4 separate regions of the Mus musculus genome follow, and regions 1, 2 and 3 are each linked to region 4. A link is a loop called in an ENCODE intact Hi-C map of the cell type or tissue named here. Cell type or tissue: left cerebral cortex. All regions are shown on one strand.

Region 1 (8,000 bases), 620 kb before region 4:
TGTCTGCTAGGAAATGAGTGAGTGAGAATTGGGTGAGGCGGGACATGGGGTGGATATGGCAGAGTTAACGGGGGGCGGGGAGGGGAGGGGGGCTCTCATTAGAGAACAGGCTTCTAGGAAATAACAACAAAAGTGTCAAAATAAAATATACTAAGAGAAAAAAAAAAGCCTATCATATCGAAGCTGGACAAGTCAAGCCAACAGAAAAATAAAAGAACCCCAGAGACATGCTTGTTCATACATTCAGGAGTCTCATAAAAACACTAAACCAAAAGCTATAATGTATAACCAGAGGGCCTGGTAGAGACCTCTGTAGGCCCTGTGATTGCTGCTTCAGTGTTTGTGAGTTCATAGGGAGTTGGCTCATTTGTTTTAGAGAACTTTGTTCTCCTGGTGTCTTCCATTCCCTCTGGGCACATAGACACTGCAGCTGTCTTCAGACACACCAGAAGAAGGCATCAGATCCCATTACAGATGGTTGTGAGCCACCATGTGGTTGCTGGGAATTGAACTCAGGACATCTGGAAGAGCAGTCAGTGCTCTTAACCACTGAACCATCTCTCCAGCCCAGCTCTTACATTTCTTTCTGCCTCCTCTTCAGCAAGATTACCTGAGCTCTGAGGAGAGGGGTTTGATGGAGACATTTTGTTTAAAGCTGAGTTTCAATCTCTCTCTCTCTCTCTCCCTCCCTCCCTTCTTTACCACTCTCCTCCTGCCCCATTTGCATCCCTGTCCCTCCTTTTGTCTGAGATGTGACAGTTTTACTCTGACACATGCCACTATCACAGTGTGTCGCCACTGGGCAGTGTACTACACTGTACACTACAGTGTACTACTACTGGCTGTGGGTCTCTATTTGTTTTCATCTACTGTAGGAAAAAGTCTCTCTGATGATGGCTGAGCAAGGCACTGACCTATGAGTATAGCAGAATGTCGTTAGGAGTCATTTTACTATTACTCTCTTTTAGAGCAGTAGTATTTGATTTTACCCAAGGTCTCTGAGCTGTCTAGACTCTGCTTCTTGGCCACCCAAGTAGATTGAGGTACAGGTTCCATATAATGGAATGGGCCTTATGTCAAATCAGAGATTGGTTGGTTACTCTCACAATGTCTGTGCCACTGTTGCCCTAGCTTTTCTGCAGGCAGGATAGATTGTAGCTCAAAGGCTTTATGATTGAGTTGGTATTTACTTTCCTCTTTCGGTAGTATGTGGAATACCTTCCCATGTCTCAGACACTAGAACATGGAAATGAAGGTTCTACGTAGGCCCCAGCTCAGCCTCTTCATGTTCAACGAATTGTGTGGGTTTTGTCCACAGCAAGGGGACCTAACTTGCTGTCAGTTTGTGAAGAGCCATCTATTGTCTTGGCTAGAGTAGGGATCTCACTGAGAATAAATGATTTGGGGAAAGCAAAATAAACATCAGGCTAGAGAATATGTCAGACACAAAACATAGAGCACCCAGAAGTTTCTGGAACAAGTGCAATACCGAGCTGTAGACACCAGCATGTCTGTCACCTTACTTTCCTTTGGCCAGGACGATGCCAAGAGGCTGCATCAGAAAAGTGGTTTATGGGAGGGCAGCAAAGGGTGATGGTCTTCAAAGAATACCTGGTACTATGAATTGTGATTGTCCCTCTAAGGCCCACGAATAAAAGTTTGTTCCCCAGGTAGTGCTGTTGGGAGGTAGAGAAAACCTTAGAGAGTCCTGTCTTAGGGGAGGGTCTTAGGTCATTGGACTTGCCCTTGAAGGTGATTGGATGGTGGCATCTCATTCTCTCTTCCCTCTCTTCTTTACCTACCCCTCTCCTCCCACCCCACTTGTGTCCCTGTCCCTCCTCCAGTCTGAGATGTGACCGTTTTACTCTGACACACAATGCCATCTCACTATGTCACCATCATGCAGTGTTCTACACCCGAGCACATACAAGCACCATATGTTTAAGCATCCAAAACTGTAGCTCCAATAAATCCATTTCCTCTTTATAAATTGGCTCAGGTCTTTTGTTATAGAAACAGAACTCTGACTATTTTAGGTGACTATTTTGGCTTTCTACCGTTTATCTTTGTTAGTTTAATTGTTCTTATGTAATATGTCATAACACACCTGAAAGAGTTTTTAGACTTTTCTTCTGTTTGTGTTTAAACTAGAGAGACTGCCGTAGCTATTCTCTCTGCATCCGTGGTGGTTACTTCTTGTTTCTGGATCCATGATCCTAAATCAAACAACAGCAATGAATCAAAAAATCAACTCACAGATGAGTTGCTAGAAAATTCTAGCCTTTTCTACAGCGTGCTTGGGTTTTACTTTTTGCAGTGATAAAATAATGCTCCACACATTTTAGTTCAAGAGTTTAACCACACAGAGGGGTGACATAGGGTTTCAGATGCTTAGACCTCGGCCTCAGAGATTCCCATTCAGTCTATACAGGGTGGAAAAAGAAAGAGATTTTGTTGTTGCTGTTTTTAAGATTTGTGTTTGCACATTTGTTTTTGTTTTTAAAGTCCTGTCGCTGAACTGGACAAAACCACAACCTGATGAAGGGAAATGAAGAGTGAAGAATAGGGGTCACGAAGGGAATAGAACCCCCATCTGACGACGGGGTGGAGCTCACACAGCGCAATTCACGGCTCAGCACTGGTGTGAACTTACTTATTCATGTATTTTTGCTCCCCTAAATCACAGTCTCTGAGCTCACCAGTGCTGGCAGGCCACAATGTTCAAATTCCAGATGTTCCAGACACAGGAGGTCACTGAGTGGCCCCTTTACCATGGAATGTATAGATGCCAGTAGTTTGTGGTAACCAAAATCGCTTCTGGACATTGCCAGACAGAGCCTGGGTGACAAACTGTCTCCTGTTGAGAACTGTTGATCAGAATAGATCCAAACACCCTGGACACAAGTACCAGTGGCCAGGAGAGACCTGGGTTCTACCCTCGGGGGGTGTGAAGTCTTTATTTAAAAGATGTACACACGTGAATTTGGATGTAAGATGAGCGAAATGAAGTGGGGGTGAATCCGCCATCATGAACCAGATTCTCCCTCAAAACAACAAGAGATTCCTCCAAACATGTGATGCTAAGTCAGAGTCATTGTGTCTGGGACTTGTCCTGCTATGATAACCACACACCAGAGGAAGTATGAAAAGGGTTCAGTGCACTGTGAGCACTAATAAGTGTTTACCATTATCAATACTTAGCATCATTACTAACAGTTATTACCATAAAATACTCAGAGCATGTGACTTTCAAAACTTAAAAAATAGCTTCATTATTTTTATTCATTTGTTTGTTTACTTTATGAACACAGATGCACACGCATCAGACAGCATGTGTGTAGGTCAGAGGATACATTTTTGGGGGTTGCTTCTCTTTTTTCAACATGTGGGGCCAGGGGTGGAATCTGGGTGGTAAGAATTGGTGAAATTCCCTTTATCGTGGAGCAGTCTTGATAGAGCAGTCTTGATAGTCTTTAACATAGAGCAGTCTTGGTGTTATTAAAATCCTAACTCATGGACTAGGGAAACAAATGGGTTAGTCAGTTGAGGGCACTTCAAGCAAGCCTGAGGGTCTGAGTTCAGTCCCCCACCCAGTGCCTGTGTAAGAAGCTGGGAATGGTGACCTGTACCTCAAGTCACTGCTGGGCAAGTGGAGACAAGGGAATCTCTGGGGCTTGCTGACTAGCCAGCCTAGAGGAACGGGGTGACTCCAGCTCTTGTAAGAGACTAGATCTTAAAAAGTAAAAGTGGAGTAGATTAGGGAGATGGCTTAGCTAGCATAGTGCTATGACAGACAGCCCAAGACCCCAAATTCATATCTCAGTATACACACACACACACACACACACACACACACACACACACACACACACACGTATGCCTACACGCCCACAATGGCAGCATGCATTCATAATCTCAAAGCCAAGGAGGCAGACAGGAAGATCTCTGGGGACTTGGTGATTAGCCAGTCAAGCTCAAACTGGCAAGATACAGGCTCAGCAAGAGACACCCTGGTCTCAAAACCTGGGCTAGAGAGTTCAATCAAGGAAGACACTAGATATTGACTTCTGGCTTCTACTTACACATATGTGTGCGTAAACACAGGAACAGAGTCAAAAGTTAACGTTAATGTACAATGGCCCGTAATAACCTTAAGAACTTTCTCATTAGTGTTGAAATGACCTCATGCTTGAGTTTTTCCTCCTGTTTTGTTTTTAGTTCTTTGAGACAGTACCTCACTCTAAAATCCAGGTTGGCCTCACCCTTGAGATGTGAGCCTTCTGTTCAGTCTTCTGAGGACTGTGATTGAAAGTGAATCCCCAGGATACCTACTGGGTTTTCCCCTCTTCTCTAAATGAGGCAGCATGTTCGGAGAACCGTAGCCCCTGGCTAGCTAGTTAAATGGGAGGCCCGCGACTGCTTCTAGTTGATTCCAGCTTTTAATACCTCCTCCATATTATCTGCTAAGAAACTGTAGACTTGGCAGAATAAACACCACAGAGTGGGAAATCCACAGGGGTATGGGTGGGTTCCACTGTGGACATCTGTCTTTTCCTTTGCAGACACAACTCCTCCAAGCCCACCATGTTACACTTTTAGAACATGAAAAATCAAAACCTAGCTGGCACATTCACTTTTCTTCCACAACAATCTGGTGCTCACACAAAGCCAAGCATCCCTGCCCTAACCTCTGCGGGAGGGAAGAGCTTGCCTGACAGAGGTGTTAAATACCAAGAGCCAACTCCACTTCTTGTGCACTCTACTCAGAGTTGGGTGCAATTCAAAGCAGATGATTTTTTTTTTCAGTGCTTCATATGCAACCTTTTCCAAGAAAACCTTTGGCATGTGGTAGCTGTGTCACGGATCATTTCTAAGAACCCCCGTTCGAACCATGTTGTCATCTGGGCATGAGGCCGAGTAAGAGAGAGCTATTTACTGGGCCGCACAGCCAAGAGCTCTTTTGTGGCACGACTTCGCCAGACACAGTTGATCGTGAAAGGCCTTTGTCTGTCAGAGCCTTGAGACTGAGTGTTGCCAGGGGCAGGTGACAGAGAAGCAAACACTGCTGTCTGCAGGCTGAAAATTAGAACTGACTAAATAAGAAGCTGTGCTTAAATAAGTCTGTGTGCCATGAAGATGTGACAGAAGTTACATTTGTTCTAAACGTTAAATCTGAATTTGGGGAAATAGTGACATTTACCATCTGAGAATCCAGAGCTACCCTCCTTACCCCTAGGTGTGCTGATATTCTTCACTGACCGTCTCGGGGTGACATCACCTCCCTGCTGTCCCCTACACACACAGCCTGGGTGAACACTCACAGCTTGTGAAACTTTAACAGTGAGGGTTTAAAAGGTATATTAACTTTATTCTAGAGGGTATACCTAAGGCATGGGCAATGTGACATGATGGAACGAAGACCCCAAAGAGCTCAGCCTACCAATAAATGGCTAGATACGGTGTAAGAGGCCAACACCAGAGCTCATTCTCGGAAGCAGAAATATGATAATGGTTTTCCTTTTAGAGTGAGGTCAGGACCTTCTCCCTTTAAAAGAGAAGCAACAGTTTCTTATTTTAGAATGCTAAGGAGGAAAGAAATAGACAGAAAAATAAAATTAAATTAAATGTGCATTTTGGGAACTAAATGAGTAAAAATATCATGTGAGTCTTTTAATTTAGGAAACCCTGGAGAAGGTCCCTATTAATTTAAAATTCGCTAGATAATAAAACAGTACACATGAATTAAAACTGCTATTCACAATGTACACTCTCCATGTGTCTAGCAGCCATTCACCTGGAGCGTCTGTAAACCTCTGTATATACATACACAATACATTTACATATATATACGCACACACTTATATATACACATATATTTACATAATATATACATGCACACACATACACATATGCACATGCACATATACACACCTCTGTTCTAAGGCTCAATGAAGCATAAGGGAGATGACAAGGCTGGAGTCCTCTATCTCAATCAGGAATTAAACCTTTGTATGCATGTACAGAAAGAAGTCACCAGAGGTTTCTAGAAAACCCTGAGGTTGTCTCTGCCCACCTATTACCACCAGGGTTTTCTGGAAGAAGGTCTGTCTCCATTACAGCGTCGCTACCATTTTAGATTAATCATATTATCTCTTTTTTTTGGTAAACCGATGCAATATCTGAATGCTTTCTTAGTTTGAAAGAAGTTTTTGTTCTGTTCAGTTATTTTGTGTGATGGGGTGTACACAGGACCACGGCACCAGTGTGGAGGTGAGGGACAGCCTCCCCGTGTCTGTTAAGCTCTTTTGCCAGTTTGATGCCTCCCTTTTGCTGAGCCTTCCATGCTCCCCGCCATCTTCTTACCGTGGGGTGCAGTCAAGTGATTAGTTCCTTTTACAAGAAATCCAAAAAATGGGCTAAAACAGCATATTAGCTTTTAAGTAACTATAAATTTTTCGTTAAAAGAAACGGAGTCCTCAGGAAGTGGTAGGACAATTTTAAATAGTTAAAGCAAACTTCTACTCTCAGCCCAGCATCCTGCAGTCAGCAAAAGAAATAGAGAGGGTGGGGTGGGGCATGAAACAGAAATAAAGGTATCCCTAGAAGAAGGAAATCAAAATATTTTTATTTTTCTTTAATATTTTTTGGCCATATTTTTTCTCTTCTACATCTCCTCCTAGTAAGACCCTCTTGCTGAAGGCACCACATGATTATATCATTGAACATGGAGAAATCAAGCTGGTGCTAAACTAGAAGCGTCTTCTCTACTGATTAGCACTTACAGTGCTGGAAGGAAGCACAACAGAGGAGAAAAATATCTAAGAGTCTCACCTAGTTATGAATTCTGCAAGCTGCAAGAACAACCTGCCTGCAAGATGTATCTGTGCATTAGTGGTACCAACGTTATTGGAGTAACCAGATGCCTCTTTCTTCCTTCCTTCCTTCCTTCCTTCCTTCCTTCCTTCCTTCCTTTCTTTCTTTCTTTCCTTCCTCCCTCCCTCCCTCCCTCCCTCCCTCCCTCCCTCCCTCCCCCTCCCTCCCTCCCTCCCTTTCCCCCTCCCTCCCTCCCTCCCTTTCCCCCTCCCTCCCTCCCTCCCTCCCTCCCTCCCTCCCTTCCTTCCTTCCTTCCTTCCTTCCTTCCGTATTCACTTTACATCTCACTCACTTCCTCCCTTCCCAGTCATTCCCTCCCACAATCCTTTCCCCCATCCCCTCCTCTCCTTTTCCTCTGTCAGGGTAGAGGACCCCCTGGGTATCCTCGGACCCTGGTACATCAAGTCTCTGTGGGGCTAGGTGCATCCTCTCCCATTGAAGCCAGACAAGGCATTCCAGCTAGAAGAACATATGCCACAGACAGTCAACAGCTTTGGGAATAGCCCCTGCTCCAGTTATTTGGAACCCTAATGAAGACCAAGCTGCATACCTGTTACATATGTGTGGAGAGGCCTAGGTCCAGCCTATGTATGTCTTTGGTTGGTTATTGTCTTAGTCAGGGTTTCTATTCCTGGACAAAACATCATGACCAAGAAACAAGTTGGAGAGGAAAAGGTTTATTCAGCTTAAACTTCCACATTGCTGTTCATCACTAAAGGAAGTCAGGACTGGAATTCAAGCAAACCAGGAAGCAGGAGCTGATGCAGAGGCCATAGAGGGATGGTACTTACTGGCTTGCTTCCCCTGGCTTGCTCAGCTTGCTTTCTTATAGAACCCAGGACTACCAGCCCAGGGATGGCACCACCCACTTGATCACTAATTGAAAAAAAATGCCTTACAGCTGTATCTCTTACAGCTCAGGGATCTATGCAGAAGAGGAGATGAAAAGACTGTAAGGAGTCAGAAGTGGTGGATAATTTCAAGCAAGCAGTGTCTGCTAGCTACAACAGAGCTCATGCAAATCTGAAACCACAGAGACTATAGCAACAGGCTTAAGATCTGCACAGATTCAAACCAGATAAAACCTTAGCATGGGAAAGTGGGAGTGGACACAAAGCCTCATCTCT
Region 2 (8,000 bases), 99 kb before region 4:
GTGATGGACTAAGCCAACATTGCTGACTGAGTCCCTGATGCCCCTTTCAGCCTTAGCTTCATTCATTCATGCGTTTATGCCCTCAAACCAACTGACTCCTATTCGTTAGCCCATTTATTAAGCATCCATTGAATGTAACATCACTGATGTGGATACCAGATAGGCCTTAGTAAATGATTCTTTTCTTAGTACAGACGTGACTCACAGTGCCAGAGGCTCAAACTACATTGAATGGTATAGCCCGCACCTTGAACGGAAATATTGGATCTGAAACCTTGTCTTCAAAGTGGGCCAATCACATCTTCAGGCCTAAAAATAATTTTGCCTTATGGAAGGCACTGGGCTAAGAACGTGTTAAAAACCAGACAGGCCCAGGTTTAAGGCCCTGCATCTTTAATGTATCTGCTTAGCATTTTGAGGAAGATTTTTGTTCCCCAGCTTCGGTTTGCTCCTAAATGAAGTAATCATTTCTGCTTGCGGGGTGGCGTGAGAGTGAAGGAGAAAACATGCAGCAGAGTGATTGCCACATTTCCACAGAACGTTCATCAGACGCTGCTTGCCTGCCCTGTTCCTCATGCCTGCGACGGCTTGGCTCGTCTGCTCTTACTGTAAATAGACAGCAACCTTGTCACCCCGATGCTGAGAGCCACAGGACTTCCCTCCTGACTGTCCCTAGGGCAGCACCTTGCAGCCAGAATGTCTGGCTTCATGACTCTCAACACCTGGTGACAGCAGGTATCCAAAGTGTCACCAGCTCCCCAGGGAGTGTGTTCCCCTCTGCGTTCAGCCACCATGCACTTTCATGACGCCTTTAGCTCCCAGCAGAGAAGCCGGGCCCCAAGAATGCTGAGGCACAAAGTCTCACTGGACTGTCACTCCAGGGATGCTGTGTTCCATTGCCAAGCTTGTGCCTCTTGGGAGCTTTGGGGAATTACTACTCTGTATATGTGTGGGGGTAGGGAGACAGATGGAAGGTTTAAGGCTTTAGATGCCGAGGGCTTTTGTTTTGATGGGACTGGGCTGCATTTAGGTTTTACACACCCATTGGATTTCCTAGGGTGTAAGTGAGATTTAAGTAATGCCTTGAAAGGTGCTGAAGCTGGCATCATTTAGGCCTATTTACTTCTGTTGTTCTTGGAGGTGAAGGAGTCTGAGAGTAAAGTTTCTCAAAGATGGAGAATGTTGCCATAGACAGACATGTATGGACACTGGAAGTTAGTTAGTTAGTTAGTTAGTTAGTTGGATTTTTTTATGTTTTGTTTTAGGATAATTCTGAGGTGGGAGTGGGGTGCGTGCCTCCTAGCTGCGTGGGCTTATGAGATAAGACAGCGAAGGTATCCAACAGTTATCCCCAAGTAGCCTAAAGCCGTGGATTCATTAATCTTGATAGACTCAATGTTGAGACTGTACTCATTGCTAGTTCAATTTCCTACTTTTGAATTTGGGGATGCATCAAGCATGTCTGTCTGACCTGTGGATCAGGATTTCTACAAAGGGGATCCAAATCAATAATCTATTGATCACAGCACCTTGTCAGAAGTGCTAGCTGCTCCTGCCAGAGTCTCTGCTATTAAGTACTACTAGAATATGGGGAGTCAGAGTCTATCAAGTACAGTTCAGGGAATCAACGTTCTTAAAAGATCTTAGCTCTATGTATATGTGCATACATGTCTACATGTGTGTAGACTCATGAGCATGTGTGTGTCTGTCTGTCTGTGTGTCTGTATGTATGGGAAGACTCAAGATTGACATCAGGTATCTTTCTTGATCACTCTCTCTGCCTTTCTTACTGAAGCATGGTCGCACTCAGAGCAGAGATCACTGGTTGGCTAGGCTGGCTACCCAGCTTGTTTCCAAGGTATTCTGTCTCCAACTCCAGGGTTCTTAGAACTACAGACAGGCTGCTGTGCCTTGTGGATTCTCCATGGATTTTGAGGATCTGAACTCTGGTCTTCATCCTTACACAGCAAGAACTTTACCCACAGATGCATCTTCCTAGCCCTAGGATCAGCATTTATAGCAATCTCATTACAGATTAATCTTATTAATCTCAGGATTGCCCTACAAGATGCTATACATTTTATCACCTCAATACAACCAAACCTTGTTTCACACATTCAATCTTGTATCTAACTAATATGCCTCAGGGGCCTGCCATGTAAGATATCTAGAGATGAAGAAATAATCTAAGGTTTTCAAGTTAACCTCAAGAACTGACCATCGACTAAAGGGCCTGTGTAAAGACAGCTTCAACACAATGGGGGGAAATGACAGTGTTACCTCAAGTGATTTGCTGGCTTACAAAGGCCTTAACTACATCTCAGCAGGGCTTTGAATGACTGGAAACTTGGTCCCCCTCCATACACACAAAGCCAGCAGCATGTGTATTGTACCAGTCTTCTTCTCTTCCGCAGTTAGTTATTGGCAGGATTGGATTAGCCTTGGGCACCATCAATGGCCTTAGAATCTCTTCTCATTCTCTCCTGCCCTTGCTCCATTGTCAAATATCTTAAATCCTACTTTATCCCACAATATTGTTTTCTACCTTCAAGAGGACATGTAGAAGATTCTAGAAAATAGTGGTGACAGTTGTGTGTTGACGTCTTGCTAGGCTGGAGCAGCCGCCACATCCCAGAAGGCTTTCACTGAGTCTGCCCTATGAATAAGGCTCCTGAGTTCCCAACTGTTGCATGCAGCACTTACTAACGTATTAAAAACCACTGAATTTACTTTACTATTAATATTTAAGTAACATGTGCTAATAAGAACCATGACAGCCAATCCCTGTAGTCAGTAATACATGGAAATGAGTTGTTTACTATTGTTGATAATGTAAGATCATCTTGCCATTTTCTTCAAGAGTGTAGATCAGTAGCTAATCTTATAAACCATCCCTTTTGCTTCTTCTTTTTGAATACTTCCCATCTTTAGGAGTGGCCTACTCATTTGAAAGACACACTGTTGCATAGATAAGAGGCTTTGTTCGAAGCCTGGCTATCTAGGACCCTAATAGATTTGCAGTCTACTGAAGGTTCAGTATTTGAACATTGAAAGTTTAGAGAAGAAGAAGAGGAGGAGGAGGAGGAAGAGGAAGAAGAAGAAGGAGGAGGAGGAAAAAGAGGAGGAGAAGGAAGAGGAGGAAGAAGAGGAAGAAGATGAGAACGACGACTTCACTGAAGGGATTATTTATTTATACTGTTTTACATCTTTGGATTCTGAAACAAAGCTGGACAGTTGTGGTGCACACCTTTAATCCCAGCACTCAGGCGGCAGAGGCAGCTAGAGCTCTATGAGTTCAAGGCCAGCCTGGTCTTCAGAGTGAGTTCAAGGACAGCCAAGAAAGCACAGACAAAACAAAACAAAAACAAACAAACAAACAAAAGGAGTCCATCAGAGACGATCCTCACTTAAGTTTATATGGTTCACTGGATAAAATGTATTTTTCAAAATATTGAACAGTGAGAGGAAGTCCATGGTAGCTGATGAGGTAACTATTATTCAGAACTCCCAGTGCTGGCAACATAGAAGAACGTTCCCTTCTCCACAGGTCACTTCAGGTTCCTTTTCCATGACGGCTTTCAACACATGGACTCTCTAATTGGCTTACAGAGTTCATCTCTTATCATCAAGTGGATTATACATCCCTTCAGGGAAGAGATGTCAATTAGGTTCATGGCAATGTCATAGTATTTCAGACTTGGAGGTAACCATAAGGGCAGTACTGGGCCAGTCACGGTTGCAACTTGCCCAGCGTGACAGAAAGGGAGAGACTAGGGCAAAGGCTAGTTCCTCTGACGCCAGCCACCTCCATGATCCGTGTCAAGTTCTTCATGTGCTTTTAGTGATTCAGTCCCAATGTTTGGAAGCCAAACAACGTCGAGCGTTAATTTTTTAAATGCTAAGAGTGTGCCAACAGCATAAAACCATCCCTGGCTTTGACTTTTTACATCCAGCATCTGGTCAGCTCAGGCAGCTTCCGTGAGTGGCCAGCAGGGGGAGAAGAATCTCACAAAACTTCTGCAAAACTTTATACTTGCTTTAAAAAAAAAAAAAAAATTGTGAAGTGGAGCAAAAAGGAGCCTGGGTCTCTGTGCATCTGAGAGCCTTTACATTTTTCTTAATAGCATCATAAAACCAGATACCCCAGCTTTTTAAATTGCATGATGTTATATAAAAACTCATAGATGAATTAGAAAGCACAAGCCAAATTCCTATCAAGACTGAAAAACCAGATGCCCATGAAAACAATGGCCATGCTGAGAGAGAGAGAGAGAGAGAGAGAGAGAGAGAGAGAGAGAGAGAGAGAGAGAGAGAGAGGGAGGGAGGGAGAGAGAGAGAGAGAGAGAGAGAGAGAGAGAGAGAGAGAGAGAGAGGGAGAGAGAGAGAGAGAGAGAGAGAGAGAAGGAGAGAGAGAGAGAGAGAGAGAGAGAGAGAGAGAGAGAGAGAGAGAGCTTTTTTTCACAGGAGGGGAAAATGCAAGCACCATTCTATAAACAGCGAGTCTCATCATGCAAATGTTAAATACAAGAGCAGAACTGCATTCCTCCTGGAAAATGTCAAAGCAAGTGACAGTCATGTGTTCCCAAGCAGCCAGTATCAGTCCTCTTGATGACAATGACTGTTTCCATTATAATAAATGACTAAGGGGTATTTAACCAACCTAGGTTAAGAATGAAGCTCACCGTGAGCTCATCTGGTCGGTTAAACCTCACAATATGTATCTGCTGTAGCCACAGGTTGCTATCAGATGCCTCCTTCCATCTCTTTCTCCACCGCTATTGTTGAGATAGTGTCTCTGACTGAGTCTGGAACTCAGCCTTTCAGCTCATCTGGCTGCCAGTGAGCTGCCAGTGAGCTGCCAGTGAGCTGCCAATGAGCTGCCAGGAGCTGCCAGGAGCTTCCTACCCTGTGCCTCCAGTACTGGAGTTACAGGCCTGCACTGGCTTTTCCTTGTGGGTGTTTGGCCTTTGACCTCAGGTCTGCATGCTTAAACAGCCAAGGCCTTACCCACCGAGCCATCTCCCTATCCCTGGCTACCAGGTTTTTTGTTATTAAGCACCTACTTGTATACCACTGTAAGCGTCCATTGGGGTAGAGTGCATGTTAGAATTTGACCGTTCTGGATTCATGCTCTACTTCTGCTGCCCACCAGCTGTGAGAATCAAGACTAATTATCTAGCCATATTGTCTTTTATTTCCTCTTCATTAAAACCATGGGACGGGACGATTATGAAAGTAGGTGAAAAAATACACATCATAAACTCAGCGTCTCTCCCTCACAGTTGAATCCCTTTTCTGGGATCTTCCTCTATTGCAGAAAAGGGTTTTTAAGATGGAGTCTTACCATTTTTAATAATGAATTGGATCCAGAGGTCAAGTGATTGGTTGTGAACGCAGGCTTTAGGGAAGCCATTGCTCAAAGTCTAGTTAACTGGAAAGAGACTCTAAGTCACTTATTTCTGTAAGTCCTCTGATCCCCTTCAGAAAGGTCCTGTCAGCTCCTGTTTCTACCCTGCGACACCATGAGTTTTGTTGATTGGCCTGTCTTTTTCTCTGTTGCTAACTACAGTAAGAGAATTAACCCCTTCCATCCCTGAGTAGTAAAAATTATCAGATCCCAAAATGTGACAGACCTCCTAGGTCCTTATGACCTAGGTTGGTAGGTGTCACCTCCCGAAGCAGCGTAGGACAGAGAAGATACTTCCCCTGTCAGAAGATTGCGCTTCTTCCACTTAGCTCTTTCAACCTTTCTTATCTCTCACGTCCTTTTTCACATCATGGTTTCATGAGCTCTATAATGGACATTTGCTGTACTTTACACATAGCAGTCCTGAGTATCAGCCAAGACCAAGCATCAAGTATACTGTGGGCTTTCTACAAGAAGAAAAGAAGTCCAGGACCGAGGAAATGGCTCAGTGGATAAGACATTTGTCTTACAAGCCTGACAGCCTGAATTTGGATCCCCAAGACCCATGTAAAGGCCTAATACAGTAGTCTGTGTAAGCATCTATAATCCCAGCAGTCCCATGGAGGAATGAAGGGCAGAGACAGGAGACTCTGTAAATTCAAGGACCAGCTAGCTCAAGGAGTACAGATTGAGTAACAAAAAGAGTCTTTGTTTCTGAGATGGAAGCTTCCTGAATTACCAGCATGGAAGTTTTGCGTTGTAACATTGTGACATAGATCATGGCTTTCATCAAGTTTTGCATTATAACATTGTAACCTAGACCACCTCTATCACCCGGTACATAGTGAACTTCAAGGAAGTTACTGAGTGGAACTGAAGCAAGTAGACTGGAAAATTAAAGGTTTTGTCCTATATTCATTACTTTTCTCATCACCATGACCAAGTACCTGACAAGAAGCAACTTAAGGGAAGGGAGGGGGCTTTATTCTGACTCACAGCCAAAGGGAGTTCTGTCCATTGCAGTCAGAGAAGCATGGTGGCTGGGTGCTCTAGGTAGTGGCGCTGTAGAGCTAAGACACCTGGCATCAGAGTGGAACAGGAAGCAGGGAGACAACTCTCAAGCCATAATGCCTGGCTGTAACTAGACTCCTACAGGAGAGAGGTGAGCTAAGAAGGAAGGAAGGAACCTATATGGAAAACTGCTTGCCCACCTGACAGCTGGGCTGGGACCCAACTTGAATAGAGCAAGCCTTTGTTGGCATGAAGGGAGACTGGGCTCTGCCCGGTACCAATGAGTCTTATCCTTGAAAGTGCAGCAGAAGTGGGCTAGATAGTCCCCCAAGAAGGTTAAAATGTCCCCCGACAACTCAATGTGTCATAAGGTCTCCTCATTCAGAGCTTTCTGTGTCTACTTAGGGATCTGGACTGCATGATGGATGTGACTTTGGGACAAGAAGGATAGGCTGACCCTTCCCTGAGGGCAAAGCACCTTTGAGTGTGACATGGGAAAAACCAGGCATGCCCAGAACAAAGTTCACTTGGTCTGGTTCTATGTTTGTTTCTTTATTCTGTCTCTCTAATCGTCTTGCTTAAAAGAACCATGGTGGCTCTCCAAGGAAAGTTCCAGGTTCTGTTTTGAAAAGGTCATGTGAGAGCCAAGAATAATCAGCTTCCTTTGTGGGCTGAGGAACACCAAGGTCAGGATGTTTTATTTGCCCTCCCTTCCCTGCCCCCAACACCCTGCATATAACACTCACCTTGATCCCCTTGGCCCTGCTGTTTAGAATCCAAACTGGCCAATAAAAGATATAGTTTGTCCCATCATCCCCAAAGCAGTAACTTCTGTATTGGACTTTTGAGTACATATTTCCAGCACTGTTTCCATTACTAGGTGTTTAGGGCTCCCTCCAGTGTCTCTTTACTTTAAGTTAAAAAAAAAAAAAATCACAAGAATTTTCTGTAACAATGGCAGAGAGAATGTCTCACTTTCCTTACCTTTGCTTCCAGAACTTGAGCAAAACCCAAAAATATCACATGTGGCTCCATGACCTGGAGAACCCCAACCCACCCCACTTCTTGTTGGTCCTTCTTTTAGAACCAGGGCTTAGGAAATAAAGGGGACAGAAGAAGCAATGGGAGGGTGACACTGGGGGCAGGGACAGTACAGTAACTTAGTATGGAAAATGCTTAGCACTAGCACAGACCTGTAATCCCAACACTTTGGAGATGGAGGCAAGAAGAGCAAGAGTTGAAGGTCAGCCTGGCCTACTTGAGACTCTGTTTTAAAAAAATATAAATAAGTAGCTGAGTGTGGTAGTGTGTTTTTAATCATAGTACCAGAGAGGCAGAGGCAGGTGAATCTTTTGAGTTTGAGGCCAGCCTGCAGTAGGTAGTTAGACAATGTTTGAAAAAAAAAAGACAAACAGACAGATACATACATACATAAATACATACATACATACATACATAGATCATAGATAGACAGATAATAAATGGATGATAGAGGGATGGATGGATGGATGAATAGATAGAAAGATAGATAGATAGATAGATAGATAGATAGATAGATAGATAGATAGATAGATAGATAGAT
Region 3 (8,000 bases), 420 kb before region 4:
CGCTCCAGCCCGGGTGCATAGAAGGGTTAAGGGCGCGGGCCGGCAGCCGCGCCGTGCGCTCGCCGTGCTCTGTGCGGCTCGCCGGGCCGCCTGCCAGAGGGTGCCTCCCCCCCCCCTCCCCCCCCATGAAGTCGGATCCTTGAGCTGCGGCGGCGGCAGCCAACTGCTCCATATTTGGCTTCTATTACACATTTACATACTGGAGCGAGCGAGCGAGCGCGAGAGAGAGCGCGAGGGAGGGAGGGCGGGCGGAGGGAGGAGGGAGGGGAGGGGGGAGGAGGAGGAGGAGGAGGAGAGAGCAGAGTATACCGCAGACATCATTTCTACTACAGTGGAGGAGCCGTACAGGACCTGTTTCACTGCAGGGGGATCCAAAACAAGCCCTGTGGAGCCGCAGCTAGAGCTACAGCAGCCGCAGGACACTGTGTCTCTCCCTCTGTTACCCCTTCCCCACGCAACCCCAGATCCATTTACACTTTACAGTAAGTGGCTATTTTTTTTCCTCCTCTGATTCTTTCTCTCCCCCTCCCCCTTCCACCCCGATTTAGATTAAAATCACCCCCTCCCGCACCCCAATCTGCTCTCTCCGGAGAGGGGCCAAAGAACATCCAGCATACACCCCCCCTCCCCCAGTCTCAATGGGCTGCACGGAAAACAGCTGGAAGAGGAGCGAAGGAAACCGACGCGTCGTGGTGTGTGTGTGTGTGTGTGTGTGTGTGTGTGTGCAGGCGCGCGCGCGAGTGTATGTGTGACTGTGTGTACATACACTAGTGCCCGGCTCCAGCCTCCCGGCTCGGGACCCCCTCTGGGAGCAGGAGCGGCTAGCAAGGGCAGCAGATAGGGGCTGGGTGGGCGGCCGCCAGGAGAGGGGGCGCGCCCGGGCGGGGGGCGCGGGTGGGGAGAACGGCGGCGCCCCGTTTCGGCTGCTGCCGGTCCGGCGGCGGCGAGCGGATAGAGCCCGGTCCTCCTCCTTCCGTGTGGCGCAGGGGGAGGCGGCAGCCGCGGAGGGTCGCGCTGCCCTCTTCGCTCCTCTCCAGTCCCCCCTCCCGGGTGGGGGCGGTGAGCGCTGCGGGGGCTCGAGGGAGGGCTGGGCTTCCCCGCCCGGGGTCGCCTAGCTTGACAGAGGCAACCCCGAGCTTGGGGTCTCCCCGCCTAGGCCAGCCTCTCGGGGCTACGAGGGGACCAAGAGGGGACTTTGCGTGAGGCTAGGGGCGCGGAGAGGTGGCGCCTCAGGAGGCAAGGGCGCGCGGGCCATCGCAGCGCAGCGGGAGAAGACCGGCCCTAGCTGCAGCTGCCACCGCCGCCCTGTTGGTGCGGCCGCTTCCTGATCCAGAGCAGCAGCAGCAGACGCCGCCGCCACCGCCGGAGCTGGAGCCGGGAGCCCGCGAGCGCCCCAGCCCGGCCCGGCGACTCTGCCGGCGCCCGCAGCAGTAGCGGAGGAGCTGCGGGCGCTGCCCTGCGCCGGGACTGCTCTGCTGCGCGGCGGCAGAGAGGGTGAATGAAGACGGGAGGAGGGGAAGGAGGAGGTGGCGGCGGAGGAGGCGCTGCGGGGATTGGGATGTGCCCCGGAGCCCCGCGGCTCGTTCACTCGGGGCCCGAGTCGCCGCCACTGCCACTGCCAGGGCTGCCGCCGCCACCGCCGCCGCCTCCTACGTGGTTGCAGCCGAGCGCGCAGGCCGGTCCCGCAGGGGGCAGGGAAGGGGCCGGACGGGCGGAGCGAGAGGTGAGGCGGGGTCGGAGAGGAGGGAGTAAGTGCGTGTGAGTGTGTAGGTGCGTGTGTGCGTGTGTTCGCGCGCCGGGCGGGGACCAGGACCATCGCGATGGGGAGCGGGGAGTGGGGGTGGGGGTCCACGGTGGTCCCTTGGTTGACTCTGCAGCGCTTCGACCTCTCTTGAGCCGCCTCCTTCAACTCTGTGGCTTGTGCGCTTTCATTTTATTTCAGACCACGTAGAGAGCTGACTGCAAGAGGTGAAACAATTCAGGTTTTCTAGGGAGATTGAGCAAGGACCTTAGTGGTGGGGGGTGGAAGTAGGGTGCTGTATCTAGACTCTGCCAGGGGCGCGGGGGGTGGGGTGGGGGGAGGATCAGGGGTAAGAGGATGGGGTTTAGTTCGATCCCGTGGCTGTCCTGTTTTGTTTTGCTTTCTTGCTGTATAATCCTACAGATAAGAGGGCAATATAAATACTTGGGGAAGGTTGGGAAATTGCTGAAGAGTAGTAAGGGCGGAAAAAAAAAAAAAGAAGCCAGTCGGAAGCTGGTTATATAATGCGCTATGTGGCTAACAAGAAAGGCAAGCTATTTTTATTTTGTTTACCGTATGTTGTGCAGTAGGAACTCCTCCAAACTGGTTCTGTCCCCGAAGAGGTTTCTTAGTTTGTCAGAGAGAGAGCCACAGGATACAATTAGTAAAATTAGAAGACCCCACACCACCTACAGAATAAAAAGTAATGCTTTAGAGTTCTCACCTCACATTCTGCCTGGTATGCAGGGGAATGTGTGTATGCCCTATGTTTCCCTGTAGCAACCTAGTAGTGTCATCTCAGTGACATTTCTGTTTTATAATGCGAGCTCTTCTTAATATTTAAACAGCACTGCTATAGATCGTAGGCAACAAGGTAGTTACATGCTGGGTATTTTTAGGCGCAGCTGGTTACTTTTTTGCAATAGTGTTTGCTAAACCGTGTCCAGCTTTATGAAGAGCCCTGCCATTCCTAGAAGCCTGGGTTAAGCCTACCCTCTGGTTTACTGATGGTGGGTGGGTAGCTAAGACAGTTTGATAGCCGAGGGTTTTTATTTTTATTTTATTTTTGAATGAAGCTTATGCCAGGGGAAGCTAGAGGTAGCCACCAGAGAGAAGAAAAAACATGCGCAAGAACTCTTGGAAAGGGATTGCACCATAACAGCTTAGCTGTGGCATTTAATCTCCTCTGATTGTCCTCTAACTGGCCACGCATCAGTCAATATTTTAGCAGCTTTGCAAATAAATTGGCTTGAACGCCACCTTCCACATAAAGCTGAGGCTGAGAAGCCTCCTGCCTGTCTGCCTCTCTCATCATAGATACTGTCTGTGGTGTTAGTTTTCTGTACACTTACTCCAGCCCTGATCACTCATGTAATTAGATCAGGTTGCCATGGCTACAGACAGTGTTCCTTGGCCCATTCAGGTGGGTTTGCCTGAACTACTCCAAGTGTTTTATGCACAGTATTTGAGCTGCCCCGAACCGGGAGGGGAGAGACTTCACTGTTTCAATTGCTGTCTTCTTTCAGTCAGGAGACACTGAATGGGGCTTCGAGCTACTTAGCTTTTCTAAAGGGAAACCAACACGCTGTTCCTACTGGGGACAGTATGTAAATGCATCTCCCCAGATAGAGAAAGGAGCCTCACAATCCTGCTGGTGTTCATTGTGAGCAGATCAACAAGTATTTGATACTTGCTAGAAACCTTTCAGAGCTGACTAAAGCAACATTTTCTTTTTCAGTCTAGAGCCTTTGGCCTGGTAGGCACTTAACCCTTTCAAGTGTGAGAGGACAGCACACCCATGCTTTATAATAGAAATTGCTGACAGTGTTGGCTGGCTTTCTAGATGGTTTACATTATGAAAAGGAGATGACTTATCTGGCAAGCCTATCTCCACTGTTACAGTTTTAAACTTTACAGTCTACATTATAAAAAAAAAAAAAAGGATACTGACAGTAGGCAGGCATTGTGAATATTATCTTCCTTAATTTGGATCTGTTGCTCCTGATCTTTGATATCTTCAGAAGTAATTGAATATATATATATTGCAGCTAAGTGAGAGATGATACAAGCCATTCTATTGCTTGGAGCTTTACACAGTAAACAGTTTGTATGATACTACGGGTATAATTTAATGAACGTCTAGAGAGCTGCACTCTAGCACTTACGTTGGGCACCACCTTAAGCCTACTAAGGACAGAAAGATTATATTATAACTGAAAAGATAACAGAAAAGTAGCCCAACATTGCTCAGACAGTCCAAATGAAGGGGAATGTTTTAGGAACTTTGAATGTGACATGATTTAGTTGTGACCCTGCCAGTCAGTTTACAGTTTTAAAGCCATGTAGCTAAATCGGTTAAAATAGAAGAGAGAAAGACATATAAAGAGACACTCACCCCCCCACACACAAATCTCTCACCTCTCCAGTGCCAAGACTGAGAAAGTTGTGCAGTTTTCTTCCCAGGGGGTTTCTCAGTTTCCCCTGGTTACTGAGTTTATGTGGTGGGCACATTACTGTGGCCTGGTCCAGTAAAAAAAAGTATCACTGGTCCAGTGAAAAAAAGTATCACTGTGGTTAAAACGAGCTATTATTTCTGAGAGGCGAGTTCATGTGAAACCAGGATCTAAAATAAGAGGACAGAAATTTTAAGTTTTATCCACACCTTGGAGGGCCTCGATTCTATTCTGCGACAGACAGAGAAACGGCTTGACTTGCAGTTAGACGTGGGCCTGTGCCTTTCAGTGTACAAATGAGCTCTTGCCAAAATAAATACGAGAAGTGTCTGTACTTGATGGAGAACTGGAAAAGGCATCGTGTCCCTTCCCCCAGCCCCCATTTCGTTTTAAGAGGGCTTGGCAAGCAGTGGTATTTTGTTAGAAATAGCATAAAGAGACTTCAGGCCTCCCAGTTAGTTGCCTTTGAGAGAAAGATTAGAGAAAGACTCTTGAGCCATCAGGTTACATATCAAATAGCAGAAGATGGCCAAAAATTCCCAGTGCCCAGAATCCCAGGAACCAGGAACGGCCAGTGTGAAGAAACAACTAAAACGTTAGTCAACACTCCTATGACTCCCAGTCTGGCTGTCCTTAAAGTTCAAGGATTCACGTTCCTTTTGTATAATGTGACTTTGTTTTCTCTCCCGTGTTGAAATGTCAAGTGGATTTTGCTCCTGCACATACCTTGTAAGACGGCTTCTCCTGCCAAATAGACTGTAGCAGTTCGCCCTGCTTCCTATTAGGAGTCAGTCAATAAATGTACTTCACCAAAACCCTGAGCAGAACTCACATAAGCAGCTGAGTGTGGGAGTGAATGTTAATTTCTCTGAACTGGAGTCATCTGAAGACTCCGAAAAGCTTAAATACTTGCATATGAAAAGAGCCTTCTCAGGAGACAGCCTGTCAGTTTTTTAGGGGCTTGGGGCTGACTGACTTTACAGGCTTAGTATTTTTTTCGGAGTGTCACACAAGTCTGAATAACTGGCTTCAGAGAGAGAGGGAGAGAGAGACAGAGACAGAGACAGAGACAGAGAGAGAGACAGAGACAGAGACAGAGACAGAGACAGAGACAGAGACAGAGACAGAGAGAGGTTTGTGCAACCTGACTGCTTCGAAGAACAGACTTTGATCCTGGTCGTCATATTTCCCACCTGATAAGATTAACTGGTGCTTTTCCTATTTTGTTAAATGTTTGTTATAGACAGAAAATTGTAGAAATGGCAATGGAGGCCACCATTTCTACCTATGCAGTTTACTCTTTCGCTTGTTGCTTAAGATGTGAATGTCAGAGTCCTCAGTAATACTATCTCAGTTGCATTTAATTTCATTTAGTACAATAAATTCACTCATCGCAATTCTGTGAGCGGTAACATGATGTGCACATAGGATGCTAGCTTTATATAATTGGAAAAAATATTGGCCGTAAGAATTGTAATTGGTTTGAGTTTTTTTTTAATAAATTCTTAAAATTACAGACGAAAAGGAATGTCGTGAGATAATTTATCTTTATTGGTAGAAACAGCGTTTTTATTTTTTCTTTCCTAATTTTATTTTTATGTTTTTTTTACTCTAATCAGCCTAATGGCATATTTTATAGTCCTTATAAACCTTAACTCTTTAGGATAATTTAGTATAAATATTTGTACTTCCTGTTATTACTACTCCCACATGAACTAAAGCATGTTTAGAGCCATAATAGACAAACAGAGCAACTCGAGTCCTCCTTTGTGTGGCCCGTTGGACGTTAGCAGCCGTGTTCCATTGCTTTTTCTATAACTCTTAATGTATGCCATTTGTGGGCTAATGAAAACGCAATGATGACCACCCTTGTGTAAACAAAAATGGTGTTCTACTCGAAAAAGCCCTTTTCAGAAAACTGGAGGTGTTAAGAAGACCTCGGGGTAGGTGGTCCCATGATTGCAGGGCTTCATCTGATCTGAGAAGGACTCAACCTGCTTCCACCGAAATGCCCTTTAAGTGCGACAGGTTTAGAGTGACTTATCAGGTGCTTTTAGTGGCGATTCCAGCTGCCAACCTGTAAGCATGTCTGCTTCTTACGGAAAGAAAAGGCATTTTCTTGCCACTGTGTATGGCAGACTTTCTCTCTTCGTGCCCTCGGCCCTGGTCCTGATGCCTGTGTTCCCTCCTGGTTTTTATACATCATCTCAGTTTCAGTTATTTGGGGCCACCTTGCTTGGTAATCTTTCACTATTAATAGTATTGTGTTTCTCGGCTTTGTGCCTTTGAGATATTAAAGATTCCAATTTTAGTGTATGCAGTGTTTTATAGTTTATTGTCTCGCTTGTTGTTTGTGTGTTTTTACAGTGAGCTCATGTAGCCTTGCCTTTAATTCTCATGTTTCTCTCTCTCTCTCTCTCTATTTCTGATGGGATATGGCAAGCAAATAACTCCTACTCTGGCTAGGATAAGAGGACAAATGCTTTTTGAAAGAAGGAGGCATGCCAGTGCTAGAGTAAATTAATATTTTACAGCATTTGCATCACATTTGACTGTTCTGTGTACTTCAGCAGAAAGGGAGGAGACTGTAATTTGGACTCTATCAAGCCTTATCTGCCAGGTGATGTGTAAATAGGACTTTGTGTACACACAAATCCGTGTACAAGCGAACCCAAGTTCCCAGCCCTTGGAGCTTCTGGGAAAGTGATTATTAAGTATTTGGAAGCTTCCTTTGAAACGTTACCAGATAAAAATCAAAACTTCCCTTGCCCTTAAAATAAGTGCTGCGTTAAGATGAAATAGAATTTTGTGAACTCCTGTTGAACTCAGCCACCGTTTGTAAACCAACAGTCCTCTTGGTGGAAAGATGGTGACGTATTTTCATTTTGTAAGGGTATGGGGGTATTCCACTTATCTTTTCTCTCTGCACATGGATTACACTCGGGAAAACCAAAGACCGATAAAGCAAACAAACAAACAAACAAACAAAACAAAAAACTACTTCTTTTGCAGAGCAGACCCAAGCACGTACTAGATCCTTAAATAAATTGAGGGTGAATGGGTTCGTTAGAAGGAAGAATACTTTGGCTACTATTCATTACTTTGCAAAGTGCTGGAAAGGAATGGAAGTTATTTTCCTTTCCAGCTAGGCTGTGCTCTTAAAAATAGCGAGTGTGTATGGTTGAAAATAATTATGACTACTGAGATGAGTTGCCACGTACCCAAGGATATTTGGCTTCCTTACCTGTTTACAGATTATTCACGTTGGAGATCATGTTCGTATTCCAGAATAGTTCCTTTCTGACACCCAATATAATTCTGGCCCTTCTCCTTCCTACTGTTACCTGGCGAGAGCTTAGGAAACCCAAACTAAATTTAAAACAGCCTAAACACATATGCAGCTCAGCTCCAGTGGATCTGACTAGAAACCAGTTTAGCATTCACTTAGTTGACTGATAATTTTTTTCCCATCCCAACAGCATGGCTGGTTCTTTTGGTGTGATCTAGTTGCTAATTGGGTACCACCAGCACTTAAGTAAATAATTTTAATGACTAAGGATAAAAAAGAATGCTAGCGGATCAGGCCCTCTTCCTCTTTTGTTTCTGTTCGCACATTGTTAATTCACAAAAGTACCTCACAAGGACCAAGGGGTCATTCATTTCTTCTTTCATTTATCCATTCATACACTCATCATATAGCGAGTGACTTAGATTCACTATTGGGGCAAACTGAAAGTGAAGACAATGCCTGTTCAACAATAAACTTATTTACAATGTATGGCTGGCCACAGACCTCACTTGGTAAG
Region 4 (8,000 bases):
GATCTTTTGAGACAAGGCAGGACTCATGTGTAACCACAGGAGGCTGGGTCATCCCCTCCCTGGCTTAGACCTTGTAATCATACCTCTGCCTGTCCCACGCTTGCTGTGGTAAATGCTAGCAGAATGTAAGTCAGTGCTTCGTACAAAGATGCTGGGTCTATATTTCTAGCCCCTCCCATAAAGGACAAGAATACACAGTGGCTCTAGCCAGACTGGTGGACACAGCCTAAGCCATGCAGTAGCCATACCTGTACTCGGCGACGCCTCCTGCGTGTTTCTTCATGGCTGTGTCTGAGCTCATGCCATAGAAGAGTTTCAGCTTCTGCCCGTTCCTCTCGATCACCTCACCTGCACACTCGGTGTGGCCTGAAAACATGCCTCCCAGCATGACAAAGTCTGCACCAGCTCCTACACGCCAACGAGTGGACAGAAGGACAGGGCAGAGGTAGGCTCAGAGAGTATAGCATCATCTAGAAAGAGGGTCTTGTCCATTTCATGCTCCCTGACTCTAAGCATGGTTCCGTGTCCATCTAAGACTGAAGACTGAAGGAAATGAGGGAGGGGAGAGACAGTCAGGAGTGCCTTGAATGGATCAGGGACTGGCTATGAAACCTTCCAAACAGGTCTTGCTCCTTTACATCCAGAGAGGCCTGGAAGATTGCGTGCATCTTACAAAGCATATCCTATGACCTTGAATTCGGTACTCTGACTGCAGGCTGGGGATGAAACTCAGTTTCCTATCATTCAGGAGGCCCTGGGTTTGATCCCAGCATAAACCAGGCATGGTACCATTTGCTTGTAATCTCAGCACTTGGGAGGCGAAGGCAGGAGAACAAGAAGTTACTCAAGATCATCCTTGGCTATATATATAGCTAGCCTGGGCTACTTGAGACCTTATGTCAAAACCAAAAACAATTCAACAAAATTTCAATTGATTTTCTATATTGCTGCCCTTGGATAACTATGGGTGTCAAATATGATGCATTATACAGTTCAGTTTGTATGTTGCAAGCTGAGGCCTCTGGGAAGTCATGCAGGTTACAGACATGAAGTTCTCGGTAGCCCTGTAAAACAATTGCTCTTTCCCTATGTGAAGGCTCAGTCAACCTATAGTACAGCAGGAAGATCCTCTCGAGGGCTCAGGCAAGTACTGATGCATCTTGGGCATCCCACACTCCTCAGCCATGAACCAAATTAACTTCTGTCAACTGAACAGTGGACTAAGAATTGAGACACTAACAATGATTTTTCCCTCGGAGTCACCAAGGGTTCCATTTGGAACTAAACTGGTCCATAACAGAATGCAACAGCATCTTTTATTTGTCTGATACAACTGTCATCTCCGAGGCCCACTGCCTCAGTCTGCTAACCTAGGCCTAGCCCTGGATGCTTCTAGCCTCTGGACAATCTAACCTAGGCCTAGAATGTCTTCAGCTCCGAGACTTGCTGCTGAATAAGCTCACCCTTTCTTGTTCTGCCTGAACTCTGGCTGGCTGGTTCAACTCAGCTGTTCTGACTCAAAATTCCTCTCCAAGCTGGCGGATTCACTCTGGACCTCTAACTGAATTGCTCTGCTTGGCCTCAAACTCTGAAAATCTGTTCCCATCTTCTGGCTTCTTCTCGTCTCTCTGGCTCGTTTTGTCTTCCCCTGTGTCGTAGCTTGTTCTCTCTGCAACCTGTCTCTACAACTCTCCAGTGAAACCGTCTCTTTCCTCTCTCCATCTGTGTGGCTCCTCCTTATGTTGCCTCCCCTCTCTCCTCATGAGAGTTGGGCATGTCCTATTCTGTCAAATCTTTCTCTGATTCATCACATTGTCTGCCACTCCATTAGACATCGCTTTCAAACATGGCTGGCTTCTTCTACAAACTAAATTTACCTTCATTGTTTGGGATTAAAGAGGTGGACTAAGAACATGTCTATATTCCAGCTAGAGGGATTAGAGGTGTGTGCTAAGGACTGAGCCACACCACAATTAGAAATAGTTCCCTCACCCCATTCCCCATCCCCCAAGTAAATAACACAATCTCAGGGCTCATGGTGTGATCAAATATCCTGCAAATGGATGCCGAGTAACAGGGTGAATGACAGACCAATAGTAGGTGAGAAGCAGCCTTGATGTCTCTGCTGGGGTCATCTGAACACTTATAAGGAAACACACACAAGCCCAGGGTAAGCACTAAGTCAATTCTACTCTGCTCCATCTGTTAGAAGGCGATGCTGTGTGGAGCTGACCCTGGTAAGCAAGGCATGGACTCCACAGTGTGCCACTAGCAGCTCTCAGACACCAATGCTGACCCCCGCCTCCCGCTGTGATTTTTTTTCTTGTTTTATTTTCAGACAGGGTTTCTCTGTATAGCCCTGGCTGTTCTGGAACTCACTTTGTAGACCTGTTTGAGGCTGGTCTCGAACTCAGAAATCCGCCTGCCTCTGCCTCCCGAGTGCTGGGATTAAAGGCTTGCGCTACCAAGCCTGACTCCGCTGTGATTTTTAAGGAGGCAGTGAGATAACTAGTCTGGCCAGACCTTCAGATGAAGAAAGTCACCAGCAGGAACCCTGAGCACAGATCTGCTCTACACAACTGCTTAAACTGGTTCCCGGTGATTTGTATTTCTCAACGCTCAAATTGCTTCCCAGCTGGCTTTTCCTAGACGAGGTCCTGCTCTCTTTCCTTGGTGCATGCAGGACTACACTTTAAACAGAGCAGGTCAAAGGCCTGAGGAAAGCTGAGGACAGCACCAAGCCTGGGGACATGGTACCTCCTGAAGGACTGTAGCTTTTTAGTGTGTTTAGCTCCCACTTAGTACTGTGGTCCATGGGGCATACCCGGAGGAAGCCCACACTAGGTAATGCTTAAGGATAAGGCCCTGCAGCTAACTGTGGGACTGTGACCTTGTCATACCCTGGATAGGCAAGATAGAAGAGGGTTTGTTCTCTCTTTCACAGCAGATCTAGGGGCAGGCATTTTTTTTTTATGCTATACGTTGGGTTGCTAAGAAACTGAGCCAGCAGGATCCTCCTCTATCACTGCTGTAAAAACAGACCAAGGGCTGGTGGGATGGCTCACCAGGTAAAGGCACTTGCTCACAAGCTGAAACACCCCCAGACCCACACGGTGGAAGGAGAGAGCTGATTACTATACAATGCACACAAATACAACGTAACTCTAATGTTTGTGTTGTTGTTACTATGACAAAAAGTTTTCTACCACAGTGTGTATGTGTGTGTGGTGTTGTATAGTGTACAGCTGAACAATCTGAGGCTGGGCAGGTAGTTCCCGTTTGTGGAAAGGGGGCAGCACATACGGGCTCAGCAGCTCTGTTTTACCCCCCTTCTTGTGAGATGTTAGTGTGTGGCACAAACAGGGAGCCCAGAAGCCCTACAGCAGAGACCTTGATGGGTTACAGCAGACACTACTGCCCTCTAGTGGGAGGCAGGCCTGGTCAACCTTCCACCAAGACTGGATCCAGCCAGGATGAGGTGGGGGCTGCTCCAGGTGGTGGTATCTGCACAGCGGAGCCAGAGTCACGGGAGCGAGCGCTGGGCATTCCCCTCTCTTACTGAAAACATCACAAGCCGACCCACTCCTAGCTCGCCATCCCCATTCTGGGCTCCCGGCTTGCTCAGCAACAGACCCGAAGCAAGCTGAGCCGGGAATTGGTTAGACAGAAATGAAACCCCCCGGCAAAGAAAAGTCCCGATGAGCTCAGAAGCCCCTCGGGGGTTCCCTTCTCCATCTGGTTCTTCCAAGCTATCCAGAGCTCCTCCTTCCCTGTCAGCCCCTCTCCCCCTTGTGGCAGAGCTGTGTCCCTCGTACTTACCAAAGGCTTTGGCGACATCTCCTGGACATGTGCAGCCTCCATCCTTCAAAGGAAGGAAGGAGAGAATATCAGTAAGGTGGGAACAGGCCAGACCATGCTCACCAGTGAGGAGGAAGTAACCAGGAACTACCTCCCATCCCTACCCAAGCAGCTGGCCCAACACTACCCTCACTTTGACGGTCAGAGGCCGTCACCCCTGCCCATCCACCCTCTGGTCTCAAGCACCTATGTCTGGGGAGGAGGACAAAGTGTGTCAGACTGGCCACTGTCCCCCGCTACACCATTATATAACATGCCCAGCCACTCCCTGCTCCCTCCTCCTCCCCGCTCAGAAGCCACCCCTCCCTGCCTACAGAGAGGTGAGATTTTTTTTTAGTCTGAGCGCTAGATTATTTTAAGAGCTGAGAAAAAGGGCACGGAGCTGGCTCCTCTATCTTCTCAGCTGCCTTGCATCTCCAGTCCATCAGATGTCCTTAAAAACAAGTGCTCATTGCTGACATCCACTCTGCCCACACAGCACAGGCTGGCCTCACAGGCAGCATGATAAGCTGCAAGCTTAGGTTACAGTCACTGACTCAAAGTTCCTAGGATACAGCCTTTACGTGCTTCCTTATTAGCGAGACCCCCAATGTGCAGGCTGCGATTTACTATCCTAGCAGAGCCTGGGTGATATGGAAAGAGAAGGGTGCCAATGCTCTCGAGTGCCAGCAAAGCACAGAGAGACAGACAGCCCGGGAAGGAACAGGAAGAGATGGGGACAGTGAACAAAGTGACAGGGATGTAGCCAAGCACAGCGTGGGCTTGACAAACGCCAAGACCTCAGAAGGAAGGCCCTGTCTTCATAAAGTGGGAGCCAGCTACACGGAGCTGGACATTTGGTTTAGGAACACATTATGTCTGTGGGGTAACAGGTGAAAGTCGGCAAGGCAACCACCTCTTGAGTTGCAGGTGGGGACATCTAGCTACAAGAGGGGCAAGACCCTTCCTTGCAAAGAACATCTCACCCCGAAAGTACTAGGCTCTGTGACTCGACACTCTTCTGTTTGGCCGGAGACAGAGTCTCACTATGTCAACCTCCTGGGTGCTGGGACTACAGGCCTGCACCCCCCACACACACACACACATACACTAAGGATAGTCTTTCTCCATCACCTAATTGGCCCTCACACTCCAAGGAGGAGGGTTCAAAGCCTGCTGCTTAGCTATCCTTGCTGATAGATGTCTGTGAGCCTATCACTCAGAATGCAGAGGCAGGAAGATTCAGAAATCAGAGACAGACATCATCAATATATATGTATAATATATATATATATATACACATAATATTATACATATAATATATGTGTATATATTATATGTACAATATATATATTATAAGTATAATATATGTGTATATATTATATACTACACATATAACACATGTATGTTACATATTATATGCATAATATATATACATATATATTATATGTATAATATATATGAGCATAAACAAAATGTTTTTATGCTTGCAGCTCTGATCAGTGGGGAGGTGCTGAAGACTCAGTCTTTCCTTCCAAACATTTCTAAGGGTAAATACTTGCTCAGTCAAGTGCATGGTTCTCGAGTGGCTCCCGTGAAGCCTGACTATTTTAAGAGTCAGATTCTCTGGACAAGGTATCTGGGCAAAGCCCTCAGTGTGACATCACAAAAACCATGTGACTGCTTCCAGGCTTGTTTCTCTTCGCCTCCAAATGTTTGCTTTCCACTTCACATGTCCCTTGCTTACCCCGCTCGCTTTCTAGAGTTTTATCTTAGATAAAAACCAGCTCCAGGAGCTGGTTGGGCGGCTAGAAGTGGAAGCTATGCAAACCCATGGCCCAAGTCAGTCCTAATCCAATCCCCAGAACCCACGTGAAAAGCAGGATGTGGTGACATGTCCCCATGATCCCAGCATGTGCCCGTGAGCCCAGCGTTCCCCTGATGAGATGTAGAGACAAGAATCAGGCAGAGAAAGTTATGAGGCAGCTAGCCTGGGGTACACAGCACAGCAACAAGAGACTGTTTCCACATGGTAGGAGAAAACGGACTCCCTAAAGGTGTCCTCTGACCTTCACTCGTGTGCATGGGTTATATAGACACAAAAAAGGCATAAAAATTAAAGCCAGCGCTACACACAGGACTGCAACCCATAATCAGATTACATAAACGCAAGCTTTTGTTTGTCGCTGAGTCCCCAGCAATGTGACTTCAGAATACTCTTTGCGCACTCCTAAGTAGCTTGGGACTACACTAGGATTTATCATGTGAACACCTGAAAAAAAAATCACAGGATGGTGGTCAGAACTAACGCCTGTCTCAGAAGCCCATTGTCACTGAGACCTCAAGAAATGCTTCAGGCTGGAGATATGGCTCAGCTGATAGGCATACTGCTCTTCCAGAGGACCTGGGTTCAATTCCCAGCACCCACACAACGGTTTACAACCATCTGTACTAGGGGAGCTGATGCCTTCTCTTCAGGCTTCCGCAGGCACCAGGCACACACCTGGTACAGAGATATATGTAAGCAAAAACAATTATACACATACCATTTTTTAAACTAAAAAAGCAGACAAGCCTATTTTCCAGTGGACCCAAAGTCCTTGGTTAATGTGGCTGCATAATACCATGGAGAGAGTATTTTATCCACGGTCTTGTCTGTTCACGTTGCTGGTGTGTACACTTACGAGAAACGGGTGATGCACATCCAACATGCCAGAATACAAGAGGTGTTGAGTGCAAAGCAATTTAACATGCTTTATCAAGAGGCTGAAGTTGGCACCTTCTACAGTTTACAGTTCAAGGAATCCCATGATGCTCTAGGAAGACAGAACATGGAGTACCCTCCTGTCAACTAAGATAGTCAGCTGCTAAGAAATTGTAAAACAATTGAGTCTTGGGCAAATATGCAAGGCAGGAATTGACAATCTTTGCTTGTCTTGTTTCTCAACATGGCTAGCGTTATATTTAAGGACAGAAGGCATCATGGGATAGGAGTGATTTGGTTCAGGGATTGCTGGCATGCCTCTTCTGATTAAAAATAGTTGCTCAGGGACTGAGGTGATGGCCCAGCTGGTCAATCGTTTGCCTCCTAATTGTGAGGACCTGGGTTTGAATACCCAGAACTCATGTTAACAGCTGAGTGCAGCAGCCCAGACTGGCTGTCTCCACATAGCCACAGAGGCCTGAAGACAGGAACCTCACACGCCAGACAGCTAACCTTGCCTGTCTAGGACAGTTCCAGGCCAATGAAAAACAATGTCTCAAACAAAAGGTGGGAAGTACCTGAGGGCTGACACGCGGCTCAAACACACATTATGGCTCAGGCCTCTGTAGAGAGGATGGTGTGAGAAGGCATGGGGCAGGGGGAGAAAGGAACTCAAAACCAACTGCTTCTCCCTGGCCAAGGGAACTCACTTATTCTCTCATTCACACCTTAGAAACCCAACACGATCTCCCCTCAGCTGGCAGCAGCAGCCATTTAAGATGTGTATGTGACACAGAGCCACTGAGAGCCCTGATGGCGAAGATGGTAAAGGGACTTACAGTCACACCTGAGGCTTTGGGGGCTCTGGTGCAACTCTGTCCTCCAGATGTCACAAAACTGGGGTGGGGGGAGAACCAGGATGGCCTGCACATGAGAGACCCTGGAAAGCTCAGGCCTGTTAACATGTCCTCCTAGACAGAAGGGGTGGGGACGGTTATCAGAGCCACTCTGTAGAGTCCAGCCACACATGCCTTCCTACCCAGCTGCATGTGGTGTAGCTGTGGTTGGAATTGCCTTCAGGCAGTGCTGTGAGGTGATCACTCATGCTGGGGTAGTTCACACACACACACACACACACTCCTGTAACTACTTGCCCCTGTGAAGTAAGCCCCAATAATTATTGGTTCACAAAACTGCATTTGGATGGGATCATTTCTTCATTCAGGCATGGGTGTCTAATCTGGGGTGAACAGACGTTTGTTCCTGTCTCCCCTGGAAAAGTCACACAACTAGAGCCAACCTCAGAAATGGTTAATTCACTGGGATTCAGGCCAGGAAACGTGTGTGTGTGTGTGTGTGTGTGTGTGTGTGTGTAAATGCACACTTCTTGGAGTGGTTTCTCGGAGCTAGGTCTTGACAGAAACTTTGAGAGCCACCGGCCAACAAGAGCCTGGGATTC

What was found. Peaks named below come from ENCODE experiments on the same cell type or tissue, not always from the same donor. Only the 100,000 strongest peaks of a DNase experiment are listed, where the experiment ranks them.
Region 1: it touches region 4 in a loop (4-fold over the local background); 15 of 42 quality-filtered maps call a loop at or near these places.
Region 2: a loop joins it to region 4, with 2.5 times the contacts of the local background. A loop is called at or near these places in 3 of 42 quality-filtered maps.
Region 3: it touches region 4 in a loop (3-fold over the local background); 8 of 42 quality-filtered maps call a loop at or near these places.

The regions. Positions count from the first base shown.
Region 1 is chr13:46,150,394-46,158,393 of GRCm38, reverse strand. No RefSeq gene overlaps it. Among named protein-coding and RNA genes, the nearest start is that of Gm45949, 93 kb to the right of the region's middle. In left cerebral cortex, no CTCF peak of the experiment used is centred here; a DNase peak (open chromatin) is centred at 4,815.
Region 2 is chr13:45,633,426-45,641,425 of GRCm38, reverse strand. The region is part of intron 6 of Atxn1 (ataxin 1); the gene reads left to right. Among named protein-coding and RNA genes, the nearest start is that of Gm34582, 110 kb to the right of the region's middle. In left cerebral cortex, CTCF peaks have their summits at 3,963 (motif pointing right) and 7,301; DNase peaks (open chromatin) are centred at 551 and 3,963; H3K27ac peaks cover 280 bases.
Region 3 is chr13:45,957,297-45,965,296 of GRCm38, reverse strand. It overlaps Atxn1 (ataxin 1), which reads left to right and starts at 306. Exons shown (of 8, transcript NM_009124.6): 1 at 306-482. 5033430I15Rik (RIKEN cDNA 5033430I15 gene) reads right to left here and starts at 73. Exons shown (of 2, transcript NR_167678.1): 1 at 1-73. In left cerebral cortex, CTCF peaks have their summits at 1,448 and 3,357; DNase peaks (open chromatin) are centred at 4,572, 4,683, 4,725, 4,957 and 8 more places; H3K4me3 peaks cover 5,057 bases; H3K27ac peaks cover 3,180 bases.
Region 4 is chr13:45,534,887-45,542,886 of GRCm38, reverse strand. It overlaps Gmpr (guanosine monophosphate reductase), which reads right to left. Exons shown (of 9, transcript NM_025508.5): 7 at 3,820-3,862; 8 at 249-408. Among named protein-coding and RNA genes, the nearest start is that of Gm34582, 14 kb to the right of the region's middle. In left cerebral cortex, CTCF peaks have their summits at 3,454 (motif pointing left) and 3,778 (motif pointing left); DNase peaks (open chromatin) are centred at 3,065, 3,430, 3,863, 4,169 and 1 more place; H3K4me3 peaks cover 1,344 bases; H3K27ac peaks cover 2,804 bases.